Regions from separate parts of the Homo sapiens genome. Here region 1 is linked to region 2. Evidence: chromatin loops called from intact Hi-C (ENCODE). Cell type or tissue: heart right ventricle. All regions are shown on one strand. Each heading gives the region's core, and the rest is flanking DNA. Links, peaks and the distances in the headings are about the cores only.

Evidence for each region. Hi-C counts contacts between places; a loop is a spot of excess contacts. Peaks named below come from ENCODE experiments on the same cell type or tissue, not always from the same donor. Only the 100,000 strongest peaks of a DNase experiment are listed, where the experiment ranks them.
Region 1: a loop joins it to region 2, with 2.7 times the contacts of the local background. A loop is called at or near these places in 2 of 110 quality-filtered maps.

Annotation. Positions count from the first base shown.
Region 1 is chr12:5,620,736-5,629,068 of GRCh38, reverse strand. The region is part of intron 16 of ANO2 (anoctamin 2); the gene reads left to right. Among named protein-coding and RNA genes, the nearest start is that of NTF3, 190 kb to the right of the region's middle. In heart right ventricle, for the core only: no CTCF peak of the experiment used is centred there; a DNase peak (open chromatin) is centred at 3,988; H3K27ac peaks cover 981 bases.
Region 2 is chr12:5,572,475-5,580,807 of GRCh38, reverse strand. It overlaps ANO2 (anoctamin 2), which reads left to right. Exons shown (of 25, transcript NM_001364791.2): 21 at 2,290-2,442; 22 at 2,801-2,853; 23 at 4,793-4,974. Among named protein-coding and RNA genes, the nearest start is that of NTF3, 140 kb to the right of the region's middle. RefSeq lists an enhancer at 8,085-8,333. In heart right ventricle, for the core only: no CTCF peak of the experiment used is centred there; a DNase peak (open chromatin) is centred at 3,417; H3K27ac peaks cover 2,904 bases; H3K27me3 peaks cover 474 bases.

The DNA.
Region 1 (8,333 bases), core at 209-8,208, 48 kb before region 2:
TGGCTGTGCTTGGGAGGTGCTTAGACATTACTGACAGCCCACTCCTGAGTGTCACTGCCCCAGATGCTCCTGAAGCGGGGCCAGGGATGAGAGTGAAAGGAGGGATGGGGAAAGGCCGTGAGTTCCATTGAGGGCCCACCTCATACCAACACTGGTTTGCATACTTTGCCCCACATTATGACAGTAACACTGGGAATGGGTCATTTCTTTCATTTTACTTATGAGAAGGCTGAAGAGGTTTAGAAACTTGACCGAAGCATACAGTTAGTAGTGTGCATGAGTGTGCATTGATGCACACCCTGCTTACCCTATATCTCACACACATGCACACACTTGTACACATGCATGCATGCACATGTGCACGCACGCGTGCGCGCGCGCACACACACACACACACACACTCTCTGCTTACCCTGTACCAAACACTGTTCTAAGCACTTTACATATATCAGTATGTTTAATCCTTAAAACAGCCCCAGGAGGGTAGGTAATCTTAATACTCCCATTTAGAGACAGGAAGACTGAAGACACAGAGAAGAAGATCAGAGGCCCAAGGTCATGGAACTGATAAGTGGTGAGTCTGACCTCATTGTCCTTGCTAAAACCATGACACTCTAGTGCCTTTTAATATGTAGCTGTCCTTGTTCCCCAGAAAAGTTTAAATTTATTGGGAGAGCAACAGGAAACACCACAAAGGTTCCAGAAGATTTAGAATGCAGTGCACTCACATATGTGAATGACAAGAGGTCGAGTATTTCTGGGGATGGGGACAACCGTGTGGGTCAGATGACCCAGGCAGGGAGGACAGCAGGGAGGCAAGCTGTGAGTGCAGCCGCCTGTCCCACATGCACAGAGAGAGAGGAGCTCCACAGGCTTTGGGGTCCTGCGAGCTTTATAAGTTTTAACAAAGAAAGAATTTTTTTTTAAATTTGAAAGGCCACCAGGAATCTCTCTCTCTTTTTTCAAAAATAGACAGGGTCTCACTCTGTTGCCCCGACTGGGGTGCAGCGGCATGGTCATAACTCACAACAGCCTTGAGCTCATGAGCTCAAGGGATCCTCCCACCTCAGCCTCCTGAGTAGCTGGGACTACTGGTGTGTGCCACAGCATCTGGCTAATTTTTTTTTTTTAACTTTTTGTAGAGAAGGGGATCTCATTTTGTTTCCCAGGCTGGTCTTGAACTCCTGGGCTCAAGTGATTCTCCTGCCTCAGCCTCTCCAAATGCTGGGACTACTGGTGTGAGCCAGCGTGCCTGGCCCCTACCAGGAAGTCTTGAGTCTAAACTTTTCCTCCAATTCTAAGCTACTCTAGCAAAAGGCAATATATTATTACTGAGGAGAGAAGAGCAGGAGGAAAGGAAAAGGATGGGGGAAAAATCAGTGTCACAGGTACAAATGGCTGCCGGGGCACCAAACATTCTTTAAAGAAGAATATTTTGAGCATATATGAATCTAATCTTCTAAATGTGGACAGTGTTTGTTTTTGGAGCATGGGGTGAAAGTGTTGGCTTTATTGGATGCAGTGCTCTGGGATGGGGGGTCTGCTCTCTGCAGCGGAGCCTGATCAGGGACAGAGTCCAGCACAGGACATGGGTGGGCCTGGCCGGCGTGGGCTGCAGAGGGGAATGGGGCCTATGCCTCTCTGCGGGGACGCCACAGTGCTGGTCATTTGCAATCTGGCCTGAAAGTTGGGTCTGCTGGCTTGTATTCTCTTCCTGCTTTGCACCAGGATCCTGGCTCTCTGGGGCTCCCGGCTCTCTGGGTGGCCTCAGGCAGTGGGGGAGAAAGAACCTCCCAGGGTCTGGCCAGGGGGGATTCTATGCTTGTTGGGGGACCCCCTCCATGATGTTGGCTTAAATTATTCTAAATGTTGTCTGGGAAACAGAGAGGATGGCAGGAGGCTGTGACTACTAATAAAACGATGTGAGTACGGTTATAGGCCAAGTATGTGGAGCACCCCTACCAGTTATGTAAGACTATGGTCAGTAATTCTACTGTTTAGAACACAGTGTAACTGGTAAGAATTCCTTCCCAGACATGAGCTGTGACCATGAACACATCTCTCATTTCCCTGCAAAGTCCTTGCAGCACTCATCTCTTCTGTTAGCAAGAAGTCCAATATCTTCCTGTCTTTCTCTTTGGATTTTCTAGGAGCCCAGGGACTAAAGCATCCAGAAGAGAAGGAAGGGCTGTGGTGCTCCTCCTTTGTTTGCACCTTTTCTCCCTCACTAGGGAATTGGGGTGTTTTCCTCTGCTTCTCCCTGATGCTCCCACATCTCTGGAGAAAATTCATCTCTTCATAACTGCAGCTCTTGCAGGATGAATTCTCCCTCTTGGTTCTTCCTGGGCATCAGCCATGCCATTTCCTCTCCTTGTCTCTTCACTGCTGTGAGTAAGGGCTTCATTAGAGTCGCTTCCTTTGAACCATCCAAGGGGAATTGTTTCCTGCTGCAATCCTCAGTGGTAGAGGGGTCAGGCCAACATCCGAAGTTAAACATGGAGATGCCTGGGTAGAACCTGCCCTTCGCTCCTTGGGTCTCACTCCTATGGAACATTGCTGCTGGACACTAGCCCCACCCCTCTGATGGGAGAGGCTGGACTGCGGCTGAGGTGGCCCCTCCGTACTCCAGGCCTGGACAGCATGGGCTCTTCCAGGGAGGACAGTCTTCTCCTTTAGGCTGGGCTCAGTCTAGGGGCTGCAGCTGTCAGGGTTTCCTGTTTCTAGGACACATATGTTACCTCCACCCGCATCTCCAGGATGCCATCCGACACCCTGACCCATAGCAAGGGCCCCTGCTCTCCCTGGGAACTCACCCTGGGAGCACACAGCTTGCCACCTTCAATCTTCAAAACGCAACAGATCCTGTGATTGCCTATTTCACCTCCCTGGCCCTCAGCGAGATTCCTAGGGACCTCACCACCCCAAGTGATGCCAAAATGCACTCCCCAACCTTCTAAGAGAGCTCTGTAGGGGATTTTTAGCTAACTTGCTAACACTTCTTTTACTAAGGAAGTGGAAACAAATGTGCAAATCTCTGCAGTGCCTTGCTGTGCCATCAAAATAAGAGCAAATCTTTGAGCCCTTACACCATGCTTGATGCTTTCCATGCTTTATTTCCCAACAAATGTTGAAGGAAGGTACCATTTTATGAATTAGGACACTGAGGCTCAGAAAGATAAATTCCCTTATCTGGGGACTCTTAGACAGAAAGGTCTTCTGACTTCCAGCCCAGAGTCCCCCTCTAGTCTTCCGTCAAAGCCTCGTGAATCATATTGTAGAGCACAGAAGACCAGAAGCAGGAAGAACCTGGGAAATCACCCAGTCCAACCTTGACGTTGAGGCTTGGATTTGCTTGAGGTGCTGACTCCTCCAGGCTGGCTGGCTACTTCGAAGGATGATTCTCGGTTCAAACAATATTCTAATGGCCTTGGGTCATGAGCTGGGGTTTGGGGGTTTTGGGTTTTGGGGAGCAGAATCACAGGGGCCAAGGAGAAGCATAGGGGCCAAGAATTTAATGTGTCCAACTTTGAGAACTTAATTTTTCCTCCAAACCTGGTGCCTTTCACCGATTCTTCCCATCTCAGGAGATGGCACCAGCAGCCACCCAAATGCTCACTTCAAAGTCCAAGTGCTATCCTGGCTCTCTCTTTCTCTCTCTCCCTGGCACTCTCACTCCCTGGAGCTCTCTCTCTCTCTCTCTCACCCCTAGGATCCAGTCTGCTGGTAAGTATTGTTCTTTCTACCTTCAAACATATCCCAGATCTGACCATTTTTCACAAGTTTCATCCTCATATTGACTGGTTTGTGCCTGGACAACAACACACTCACAATTTGTCTGTCTGCTTCCACTTCTGTCTCTGTGCCGCACTCCCCCCCACACCATTCACTTTCTGTGATTTTTTAAAAATTTAATTTTGTCACATCCTTCCCCTGTTCAGAAATCTACAACAGCTTCCCGTTGTACTTCCTGTGGCTCACAGAGCCACACATTTACTCTCCGGCCTTCCTCTCCAATTCCCCCTCCCAGTACTTCCACCAGGCTCAGGATGCTTCGCTTGTGTGGACTGGCCAGTTCCTTGCACAGCCTTGGGGCTCTCCATCAAGACTTTGCCCAGGCTGATGCGTCCCCCTAGAGCTCTCCCCAGCCCCTGGGGCTGGTTCCTCCTTACCCTGCAGGTCTCAGCTTAGAGGTCACCTCCTCAGAGGCCTTTCCTGACCACTCTGACCAAAACAGCCTTCCCATCGCCCTTTCCTTCTGCTTCTCATTTCACTACATATTCCTTCAACACTCACCGCTCTCTAAATCTAAAACGGTTGCAGTTGTCGCCCTCACCCTTCTAGACTGGGAGCTCCACACGGCGGGAGCTGATTGGATTGTCCACCACTGCACAGCTGGGGCCCAACACCAGGCACATGATCATCCTCAGTAGATATTTGTCGAATGAGAAAAGATAATGGTGGGAAAGGCAGGAGAATTTCCTGTGGGTTGTTTTCCTCTGGGAAGACATGAGGGGTGGGCTGAGAATGGACTGACCGTATGCCTCCTCCCTCAGGTTTTAGACCAGTGTGTGCATTTGCCAGATGACCCAGGGGTGTTGGGGGTGTCTGTGATCAGGGACAGGGCACACCTTCCTGCTCTCTCCTCACTCCTGTCCTTGTCACAGGGAGAAAAATCTTAGGGAAGTTGTCAAGTGCTTGTATGGTGCTTGGCACATAGTAGGTGCTGGATATAGGAGGATTCTCATGATTGGCCTATAACAGAATACGCCTCTGTCTGTCTGTCTCTCTGTCTGTCTGTCTGTCTGTTTCTCTCTCTCTCTCTCTCTCCAGTGCTCCCTTCCTGTTTAGGTCCCTTTTTTCTTAAAAGGAGATGTGCTGGGGGTGCTGTCACCCTGGCCTAGGCTGCTAGCCAGCTCAGTAGGTCTCATGCTCCTTTGCATAGGGGCAAGAGTTACCTTTCTGACTCTGAGGGATAGGCCCCCTGTGCTAGGAAGCTCTCTGGGCCACAGGAGTATCTCAGGCACACCCTCTAGATCCCCAGTTCAGGGGCTTTCAGCTCCCTCAGGTCATGCGCTGGCTGCCTTGTTACCCAGCTGGCTGGCTTCTCCTAGGGTGATTTCCACCCTACCCATGGCACTACCAGGGCAACAGCATGACACCAGGTACCCAGACAGTCCCTCCACCCACCCCCCATTCCCAAATGAAGGGCAGCCCAGTTGGTTGTGCTGTCAGCAAACATTGCTGTTTGCAAAGGCATGACCTGCCTTAGGGAGAGGTAAGGGGAAGAGCAGGCACTTTTGCTTGGGCATCTTCTTGTTCTTTTTTGCTGCCATCGTTATGCATTTGCCAGCTGGGCTGTCGAAGACACCAGTCAGGAGGAGCTGCTTTTCCAAGATTCAGAGCCTGCAGCTGGCGTCCTCTCCTGGCCATGCTGTTTCCATAGGATTAAGATGGAGCTCTGGGGACTTTCAGTCCTGAGCTGGCCCCCTGGGATGAAGCTGGGCTTTCATACTAATTGTTTTCCAAGGCAGTTTACAGCTGGGTCATTTGCACTCATATTTTTTCATGACACGATGCAGCAGAGGATTAACACGTAAAAGAAAAGGGCTGATGGTGGGAATGGCTCTGCACAGAAATTCCCGATTGTCCTTTCTGGCGGGAAGTGGAGTCTGCCCTCTTTGTTGGGATCCTGCTCCACAGTTTGGAAGCAGGTGAAACTTTCAGATGGCCTCTAATCAACCTGGGGTGCTTCCCGGCGGAGGTGCTATGTTAGGGGGCACGTGAATAATAGAGAGGGTTGCCTATCTCCTCACCCTCTCTCCATTAGATTCCCCTCCATCGTATCCCCATAGCCATGCAATCTGAAGGTACTTTATTTGGAGTTGTTCAAAGCACAAGGCTGGACCATTTTTTCATGGGGTTGAGATTCAGACCCCTCCAGAAGTCTGTCTTATGAGGAATCCTGCCTAGTGGCCTGAGATGCAGACAGCCCTTCCTGAACCTCAGATGTCACCCCACCCCACCTGGCCTCTGGAAACACTTGCTCCATTCCATTTCTTCATTTCTTTCCTTCCTTTCTTTTCGTTTCTTTTTTTTTTTTTTTTTGAGACAGAGCCTTGCATCGTTGTCCAGGCTGGAGTGCGGTGGCACGATCTCAGCTCACTGCAACCTCTGCCTCCTGAGTTCAAGAGATTTTCACGCCTCAGCCTCCCGAGTAGCTGGGATTGTAGCTGCATACCACCACGCCCAGCTAATTTTTGTATTTGTAGTAGAGACAGAGTTTTGCCATGTTTGCCAGGCTGGTCTCAAACTCTTGGCCTCAAGTGATCTGCCCTCCTCAGCCTCCCAAAGTGCTGGGATGAGCCACTGCACCTGCCCACTTGCTCCATTTCTTCAGCCATGTAGTCTCTGTCCTAGGCAGGTGAGGCCCTCTGTGTTGGCTTGTGAGAGAGATCCAAAAGTCAAAGTGGCACTCCAGGCTGTGGCATCCCTCCTTGCCTCAAACCTTCATTTGTTCCCTCACTGGGAGGTGCTTCCCTGAGGCCCCTTTCCCAGAAGTCTCGGCCAAGCACACACTGTGACTCAGAGCTGCTCCAAGCTGGGGCACCGAGCTGATTTTGTGGCCTGTCACATGGATTTGGATCGTTTATTGGAAATGCTCCTTGTTTATGGTGGCTCATGGCCCTAAAGCACAGGCACAGGCTGTTTTTTAGAAGTAAAACTCATAAATAATAGCCAGGCCTATGATTTATCAGTATGGAGGAAGGGAATCACTCATTTCCAGTTGGAGGAAAGGCCTCTGAAATGACTAGATCCTCTTTGCAGGGAACTTGGAGGGAATTGCTGTAGGGACTGGGAGATCTGAGGACACACAGTTCAAAGGGGATGATAAAATAAAATTAAAGACATATGCCACTCCACATCTCATCCTGATCACCTTCTAGATATGTTTTCAAGATATGTTTTCCAAATTTTCGGACCCTCAGATCTGATTACTTATTTTTTTAGGTGACATGGGCTTAAATTTTCTTGCCCCCAAAATATTTAAGAGAGATGAGATGTGATTGTGTTGTTGTTAAATTGGATGCCTCAGGCACCCTGGACAGAGGCTCAAATTCCTATTGAAAAAAGGAAAAAGAAAAAGAAAAAACATCCTATTGAAAAGTTCTCCCTTTCTTCCTTCCCTTTCCTTTCATCCCTCCTCCCTCTTCCTCCTTCTTTTTCCCCCTTCCCTTCTCTTTCTTCTTCCTCTTCTCCTCCTCTGCCTTCCACGGTGTCTGCCTGTTTCCCTAATCTCTCTCGTTGGTTACCCAGATCAGTCTCTGCTCCTTCCCCATGCTCATCTGGAAGTAGAACCCAGTCCTTCAGCAGTCCCCCAAGAGTGAATCCAGAACAATTTCAAGGAATCATGATTGAAGATTCTGTGGAGAGGCACACGAAGAGGTCACACTGCAAACCTCACAGCAGCACTTAATGAAAATTCCCAGCGGGCCCTCCCCGCACCTGTCAGTCCATTTCCTCTCTGCCCTTCCCCTCCCATCGCACTGGCCCTCACCCTTCCGGGTCCTGCCTCCAACTCCAGCACCCCCGCCTCTTATGTTAGGTCGGTGAGTTTGAGTCTTCTGGCTGCTCCTGTCATATGGTTACACCTGTCATCTGCTCAGAAAAAGACGTCCCTCCTTAGAATTTGTCCTCCTTGGAATACGACAGGGAATTTTTAATATGGGACAAAATTTTTTTTCATTCTTCCAAACACATTTTTCCTGTCATTCATTCACTCATTCATTTATTCAATGCATGTTCATAGTAGAGCACATCTGGCAATAGCTGGGGTCTGCCTGGAAGATGTCTCTCTGGGACTTTGCTTATGGAGAGAAGCCCTCCAAACTGTATGCGGGGGTGGGGCAAGAGTGGGAGTGTGGCGAGCGCGAGGGTTCAGAGTCACATGAGGGTGCAGAGTGATGAGATCTCGAAACCGAAAGTGACCTTTCAATGGCAGACACTTCCACTGGGCCTCAGAATTGTCTCCTGTAGTTAAGGGGAATGAGAATCAGGCCAAAGATGGGGATGTGGCACGTTCAGGCTGGTGAGGACCTGATATGCACAAATCAGGCAGGGAGGACCTGGCCTCTTGGTGGCAGAGAGGGGAAAGGCCTAAGAAGCTAAAGATCTTATGGGGCATTTGCTAACATACATAACTATAGAAGAAATGACAGAAGCGGCAGCGCTAGCTGTAAATGGTGAGCACAGATCATTATCCAGATGATTATTTGGTGAAGCAGTGCAGGATCACCCAGGTCTTTTATCTCGGGGGGCCATACCCACCCAGGCAG
Region 2 (8,333 bases), core at 107-8,106:
GTTGAATCAGCAAGAACAGTGACCCACAACTGTGGGCTGAGCAAACTGCCAAATCAAAAGCAGTTGGGCTGGGGAAAGTTCCATGCCTGTTCCCTTTCCTGAAACTTCTATTGTGGTTGCTCTTATCCCTCTGTAGAAACAGAATTTTTTTCCCATTTGTGTCAGTTTTTTCATTCTTCATTTGAATATTCTAGACTCACGAAGCTTGTCTAAGACAATGCGAACCATAGCATCACAGCAAATCAGAGTTGGAGGCAATTTAAACCGGTCCCTTCAATTTATCAATGAGGTTGCTGATGCCCATTGAAACAAACAGGCTTGGCCAAAATCATACCTCTAGTTAGAAGCATATCCAGGTCTAGAAGTCGGGTCTCTCTCATTCAGTGCTTAAACCTTAAGTTTGTGTCTGTTTAGCATATAAGTATACAGTATACATTGCAGTCATCTGTACATGTTGATATTTATTCCAATAAGAATAAAATTACACATAAAAGATACCATTTATTAAACAGTTATTATGTATCCAACATTGTACATATTGTACATTGTATGTACATTGTACATATTTTGTATGTAATATCATTTACCCTTCTGGGAACCCTATTGGGTGGGTATTACTATTATCTTCAATTTACAGTTGAAGTACCTGAAGCACAGAAAGTTTAATAATTTGCCCTTAGTATGTAGGGGAGTCCTACTACATTGTAACTTTCCTGGACTCTGGGTTGTGTTTCCATCAGCAAATATGTACTGAACCCCTAGAAGGGACGGAGGCCTTGCCTTCTCAGTGGGAAATAAAGATGTGTGAGCAAGTCAATCACAGAAGCACACAGTGATGGCTGCAACAGAAGCCTGAACACAGGGTGGTGGGGTCCAGAGGAGGAGGGATGGGGCTTCACCAAGGAGGTGGCATTTGAGTGATCCCAGGGATGCATAGAAGCTTGCCAGCCAGAGTGTATGCTTATGCACAAATGAGTGGAAAGAACTAATGTGGCAGGGGACAATTAGGAGGGTGAGAAGGCAGGACCATGGTCGTTGCTGGGGAGATGCTAGGAGATGAAGCTAGGGAGGCAGATTGGAGGCAGATTATAAAGCACCTGTATGCACCGGTAGGGACTTTGGATTATATTCAGTGAACAGAGTGGAGCCAACAGGAATTTTTATAAGCAGGTAGATAACAGAATCAGGTGAGAGGGGCTGTGTGCTGGATAGACTCTAGCATCCTGGGAGAATGGTGACAAGAAACCCCGTCAGGAGGCTGTTGCAATGGTCCAGGTAGGGCTGGACTCTTTCCAGCTGTCTCATGGGCATGGGCTGTGCCACCATGCTTTTGCTCACACTGCTTCCATAGCTTAGAAGGTCTCTTTGACTTAATCCTCAAGAAAACTGCATGCCCATCTTTCCAGACTGTGCTGAGGGACTCTACATGGAGACCCATTCAGTCCCTGCCCTGAACAATGTACGTTCCTCTCCATTTGGGCCTTCTCTATCACTAGTACATTCTTTATTCTCTCTTGGCATACATAAAACCTTGTTGCACATGTTTGCCTACACTTAACTCTCCACTTTCAAACCCAGCTTCTTGCAGGCCAGAACAGACCTTTGCCTTCTTAAATACTTGGTACAGGGCCTGACATTTATAAATGCTCTCCATAAATGCGTGATGGATGAATAAACTTTCTAAACAAAGGCAGTGACTGTAGACATGGAAAGAAGAGTCCAAATCTGGGAGGTGGTTTTTAAAGCTATTTCAAGGGAAGGCAAACTGTGGCCCGTGGGCCAAACCTAGTCACTTTATATATTGCTTTTGTAAATAAAGTTTTATTGGAACTCAGCCAAGCCCACTTGTTGATGTGCTGTCTATAGCTGTTTTTACTGTATAATGGCAGAGTTGAGTCGTTGTGACAAAACCATATGGCCTGCAAATCCAAAAATGTTTATTATGATCTGGCCTTTTACTAAAAAAGTTTACCAAACCCTGAGTTAGATCAGTAGGATTAGTGACTGGCAGTAAAGGGTAAAGGAAGCAATTAAGACTTTTTTTTCTTGTATCTCCCCACCATGCCTAATCCAGAGCTTTGCTCCCAAGTGATGGCATTGACCAACAGGCCTGCAGGTACTTAGAAAGAAATACCGTGTATGTGACACAGGAGGAAAAGGGAGACTAAAAATTACCCCATATGGGAAAGATACCCAAGGCAGAAAGGACAAGGGGCTGTAGCTGCAAGCCAGAAGGGACCTGAGTCCTGCTTGTTCCTGCTGAAGCCCTCATGCTGTGCTCTCTCGCAGTCATCCAGTTTGGTTTTGTCACCCTCTTCGTGGCCTCCTTTCCCCTGGCACCTGTGTTTGCCCTCCTCAACAACGTCATTGAAGTGCGGCTCGATGCAAAGAAGTTTGTTACAGAGCTGAGACGGCCGGATGCTGTAAGAACCAAAGATATCGGTACGTGCCCCACTTAGAGGCCCCACCAGGCCCATCCTTCTGCCATTCTGTCCCCTCTGGCCACAGTCACACCACACCAGGAATCAAGAGGGCTGGGAAAGCCCCTCTTCCCTTTGGGTCCCTCATCCTCATATCCTGAAGTGCAGGGACGCCTTCTGAGACCGCTTTATCCACCCCCACTTGTGATCTGAGCTTCCAGATGGGGGGGCTACCTAAGCCTTTCCAGACAAGCCCATTCTGGGGGGGCCCAGCAAAGCTGCTCCGTAGTTCACCTGCAAAACATCACCTGGAGCTTCAGCGTTGTCATCACTGGGCCGAGGGCGGGAGTGAGCCAGACGCTGTCTTTTCTGTCTTGTAGGAATCTGGTTTGACATTCTCTCTGGAATTGGCAAGTTCTCTGTTATCAGCAACGTAAGTACTTGCATTCATGACACACTCGCTCTGTGGGAAGGGCTTCCAGAGAAGCTGAGGTCTTCAAAGTGGGAAGCCAGCCCTTGCACCTCCCAGCCTTTTCCATTTGTAGCTTTATTGGTGACAGTGCTCTGGTTAACAGCTCACAAATGCCTTGTAACCCATCATGCTGTCGCTGAGGCTGTGTAGGTTTAATTTTAATTTCACAAAGAGAAAGAAAGGTAATTATCCATCAGAATGCATACCTTGGCCCTGACGGTCAAAATCAGATCTTTCCTTGGAGCCAAGAATAATGAGGAAAGAATTCCACATATCTATTCATCTCTTTCCTTTCTTACTCTACTCCTGAGTTAAACAATACCTGGAGCATTGCCCAGGCTACAATCCCTAATTACCGTTCCTCCAGGTTGTCAGTGCAAAATCTTAATTATCCCCGTGGACTCTGGCACTGCGTAGGTTAAGATAGGACATAGAAGAAGGGTCCCACCTGTGGTGACCTCCTTAACTCCCTTGCCAGATATGTCTACACTGCAGAGGAAATCCTGCTGGGCCCCAGCCAGCTCCTTTTCTGCTGTATTCTCTAAGGACAGTGGCCAGGAAGGGCCTCCTGTCCCACCTCCCAGGAACATATCAGCCAGCTCAGTGCACACAAAGAAAGCCACAGCCCTTTTCCCTTGGGAGGCAAACAGTGATTTGACTCTGACCTGATTTCCTACCCAGATCACATAAAATGGCTGGAAGGTGTGAGGTGAGGCAGAGCAAATCAGCCCACTGCATTTTGAATGTTGTGATGTAGGAAGTGCACATCTCGAGGCTTAGAAATAAGGTGCAAGTTGGAAAACAGATCAGTCCGCTACTTTGAAGTTGTGTCTGTTAGAACAGAGGCCCTGAGTATTAATCACTTTCCATCTACAGTACGAAATGACGTGCAGTCTTACTTCCCTGGCCTCTTTAAGACTTGTTTACTTATCTGTCAAATGGGAGATAATAATAGTACCCACCAAATAAGATCATTTGGGAAATTAAATGGCATGATGAAAGGACATATAACAAGTGCCCAGTAAGTTGTAGCTATGATTATGATGTTATTCACTCTCAAATATGGTTCTGGCCGTTCACATTCACATACACATTTAGAGAACAATATCTGAACTACATTTTGGTAAAGGGCTTTAATTGTTGGTGCAGGATGCAGTATAAACACCTGCCAAAAAGATTTAAGACTTTCTTTGCAGAAAGTACCCCTGTGTTCAAATACGCAATCATTCATTTGTCATTTGGTTTGCTCCATGGACATTTATAGAGCACTTAGACATGCCAGATGCTGTGTTGGGTGTGTGTGGCTCCACCTAGCAGGACCTGTTTCTTTCTCCACTGTGTCTCCGTTTTCTTAAGTAAAATGGATACAAGAATAACTTCTATTACATGACATGCTAAAAAGTGTTGAGAGATAATGGTCAAATTAAGCAAACTGTGGAATCATATTCTTGGTATTTCTGGCTTTCTGGTACTACTCAGGGGCAGATGTACATGGGCATTCCATTTCCTTGCCCATTACACTTACGTAGTACCCTCATCACTATAGGTAATTTTTTTCAGGAAAGCGTGCACCCTGTTTTGGCTTGCTCAACAGCAATGTTAGATATCTCAGAAGTGGTTTAATCCTTCCAGCACCAAATGGTCCAAATTGACTTAGCATGCTTTGCTGCAGTGGTTGACATGTGCTCTTTTGACAGCCACTGTCTGGTGGACTTATTATACTTATACACATCAAAGATGGAAAAGGCATGTGACTCAGCTGCATGAGCTCAGGGACCTGATCATGCTGCATGAGCTTCTGTATCAGTCAGAGCAGCTCCTTCTGATGGGGAGCCTAAGAGTGGACAGTCCTTTTTAGCATCAATCCTGGCTACTCAGTGCTTATGGTTCTGTCCCTCAGGCTTTTGTCATTGCGATCACCTCCGACTTTATCCCCCGCCTGGTGTACCAGTACTCCTACAGTCACAATGGGACTCTGCACGGCTTTGTCAACCACACCCTCTCCTTTTTCAACGTCAGCCAGCTGAAGGAGGGGACGCAGCCAGAAAACTCACAGTTTGACCAGGAGGTTCAGTTCTGCAGGTAAAGTAATCTTCAGGAGAAGGGCAGCAGAGGACCAGAAGCAATAGATCCAAATAATTACGGGGACGACCTAGAATTACAACCCTGCACAACATGATGATGTTTTGGACAACAGCAGACCACATATATGGCGATTGTCCCGTAAGATTATAATACCATATTTTTACCATACATCTTCTGTATTTAGATATATTTAGGTACACAAATACTTACCACTATATTACTGCCTACAGTATTCAGTACAGTAATATGCCGTACAAGTTTGTAGCCTGGGAGCAATAGACTATACTTTATAGCCTAGGTGTGACGTAGGCTATATAGCATCTAGATTTGTATAAGCACGTTCTGTGATGTTTGCAAAGTCACCTAATGATGCATGTCTCAGAACATATCCCCATCGTTAAGCAACACACGACTGTACATCATTCTCCTTTCCCTCTGTCTCCTGCTCTCTCTGCAGTTGTTATAAATCAATTGTTATAAATCAGCTTTGATGACTCAAAAAATATTTATGGACTGCCTTTTTCTAGACACTATGGAGCAGACAAAGAGCCTTGTCCTCACCATCAAGGGGGCTATGGTCTGGTTGAGAAGAAAATAAGCAGAACAGATAGGAAATAGCAGGTTATTTGGTGAGCTTATGTATGGACCATGAGCATTGTGGGTGCTCAGAGGAGAGGGAGATTACTTGAGGGACTAGAATGGAAAGGGTGGGCCTCCTGGAGGGGCAGCTAGGTGTTGTAAGAGAGAAAAGAAAAACATTCTAGGTGGGGAGTCGTCATGGGCAAAGTCATGGGGTGGGGACAAATGTGGGCTGTTGGATAAAGACTTGGTGCTAGGTGATATGGTTAGCAAGGAGACACAGTAAAGGGATTAATAAAGGAAATACAGTAAATGTAGAAACTCCTACACCAGCATAAGCCAAAAGGTTGTTGAATTTGAAGAGATGGGATAAAGTACATAATGGGAAGTCCTGAAATCTAACGGGAATTAGAATGTGATGCAATAGGAAGACACTGGACTTTTTTAGTGTCAGGGAATGATAGGATAAAGGGAAGGTTTAGAGAAATTGATCTGTTCTCAGTGAGGACAATGGGCTAGAGTTGGTAGGACCCAGGGAGCGCAGCTGGGCTGCTGCATCATTTAGACATGAACTGTGCTGGGCATAAACCAGGGTGGCGGGAGGAATTAAGAGGAGAGGAGAAGATGAGCTATTTCACATGAAATATTGCAGAGTTGGTGACAGTAGACATAGGAGAGTGGCTGAGCTAGGATTATCTCCAAAACTTGGACTGAAGTCAGAGGACTGGGATGTGGTTACATTGATAGGGAGAGGGAATATGCTGAGAGAGTCTAATTTTATGCTACATATGATGAATTTGATTTCAATCATGTTACATTTAAAACGATGTTAAGAAATCCAAGAGGTCATTTTCACCCAACTCCTTGACACACTAAGCTGGACTTCTGGAGACGTCCAACTTAGAGTCCTGATTGAAGGCCATCAGCACTGGGGTCACTGAAGCCAAGAAATGGAAAACTCTCCACTATTTACCCAAGAAGGGCAAATGAAGAGAATAAGAGCAGAGGGGAATAATTTATTCAACCCATTTGTACCCTGGTTAAAAGATAGTCCCAATAAAGCACTTGACCAAAGATCCTACCTCATATATATAAATCAGAATAGTTAATTACACCAATAACAAAAACCTAAGAGAAGGTATTGTGGGACCAACATAGGGCTTTCTTAGACCATCCCCAATAATATTTGATGTAAAAGCTGTGTTTTCAGTTGTGTTGGCAGCAGTGATGACCCTGGGCATGTCTGCCATGCTTGGTGCCCAAGGCCAGCCTTTCGTAAGACAGCCACATAGGTTCAGATTTGTGGTCTGAGACCATGAACGAGAGAACACCAATTGGTTTTCCCAACCTGGGTGGCTGAGTTAAACAACTGTACCAATCTATGGTTTAAATAGAAGGGTATTCCAGTTCCAGGAACAACAACTTCAGGGTTCCACTGTCGTCAACCAAGAAAAGATAAAAAATGAGGAACCAGACACAAGAATTGATGAATAAATTTACTCATAAGTGTCAATTTATATTAGCCTAGATGTTTCAGGATTTTTCGCATCTGGGCCTATAAAGAGTCTGACTCTCATACTAAAATCACATTGCAGGCAGATTTGCTGCCAGGCTATGCACTGCCTGGGGGCCCCTCTGCATGGCTGACATGCTAGACTGTCTGTCCATGGTGCTGGACTTGGGTCTGCAGACCCCAGCGACATAGTTCCACAGCACAGAGGGTCTGGACCAGCTCGAGGCCTTTCCAGTAGCATCTAGGTCTTCTCAAAGCAGGGTCTAAAGCTCACATCTCTCTAAGAGCGCAGGTCTCCACCTCCATGTCCAATGGGAGGCAGCACCAGTGTGACTTGTCGTGTGGGAAAGCCAGGCTCACATCGTCTGTTTCTTTAGTTGCTCTAGAAGCACTTGTCCTCAGAGCACAAGGGTCTCTGATCTTGCCCTTGACCATTGGATTTTCCACTAACACCTATGAATATGCTTTTCAGGTATATCACTGGTGAAACAGGCTTAAATCAATAGGAATTTTAATGGTCCCTATGGGAAGTTGAAGGTAGATCTAATCTTAGGCAAGTTTTCATTCAATCCAGTCTGCCCAAATCCAGTCTCTGCCCACCTCCCAGTTCCACTGCAGTCAATGTTGACTGTGTTTTTAAGTTCCGTATGATTGCCAGGAACTGTGGTGAGAAATAAGGCAAATGGGTGCTACTCAGCCAAAACAACCAATGCCCAGGACACCAGGTATTGTGAATATGTGTGGATCAGATTGAGCTTTCTTGTATCTGCCTTCAGAGTCACTGGATTTTCCGGCCAGCTATAAGGCTCTGATAGTTGTCTCCCCATTATTCCCATGCAAGTAGATAAGATCATGGCTTGTTTGTGGCCCGTTTTAGAAAAAAATCTGACACCGAGTGGCAGAATTATCAGTGGGCACATGCATAGAAAGTGCACTTTCATTCTATATTTCTGCCAAAAAAATTTATTTGCAGAAAATAAATCATCCCAAGATCAAGCTGAAGTGACTTTGAAGCATCCATCATTTTTCCTTCCTCTCTCAGTACCAGTGAGGATTACAGATTCATTAGGCAAATATTTTTGAGACCCTACTAAAGGCTTGGCATTGGTTGTATAATAGGGAGCGAGATATAGTGCATCCCTCAAGAACTCTAGATGGAGCAGACAATAAGTAAACAAGGAATTAAAATTAAAATACAGCTTTAATGATTGACAATAGGGCAACAGCAGAGAGCTAAGGGATCCCTAAGGAGGGAGGCCCTGCA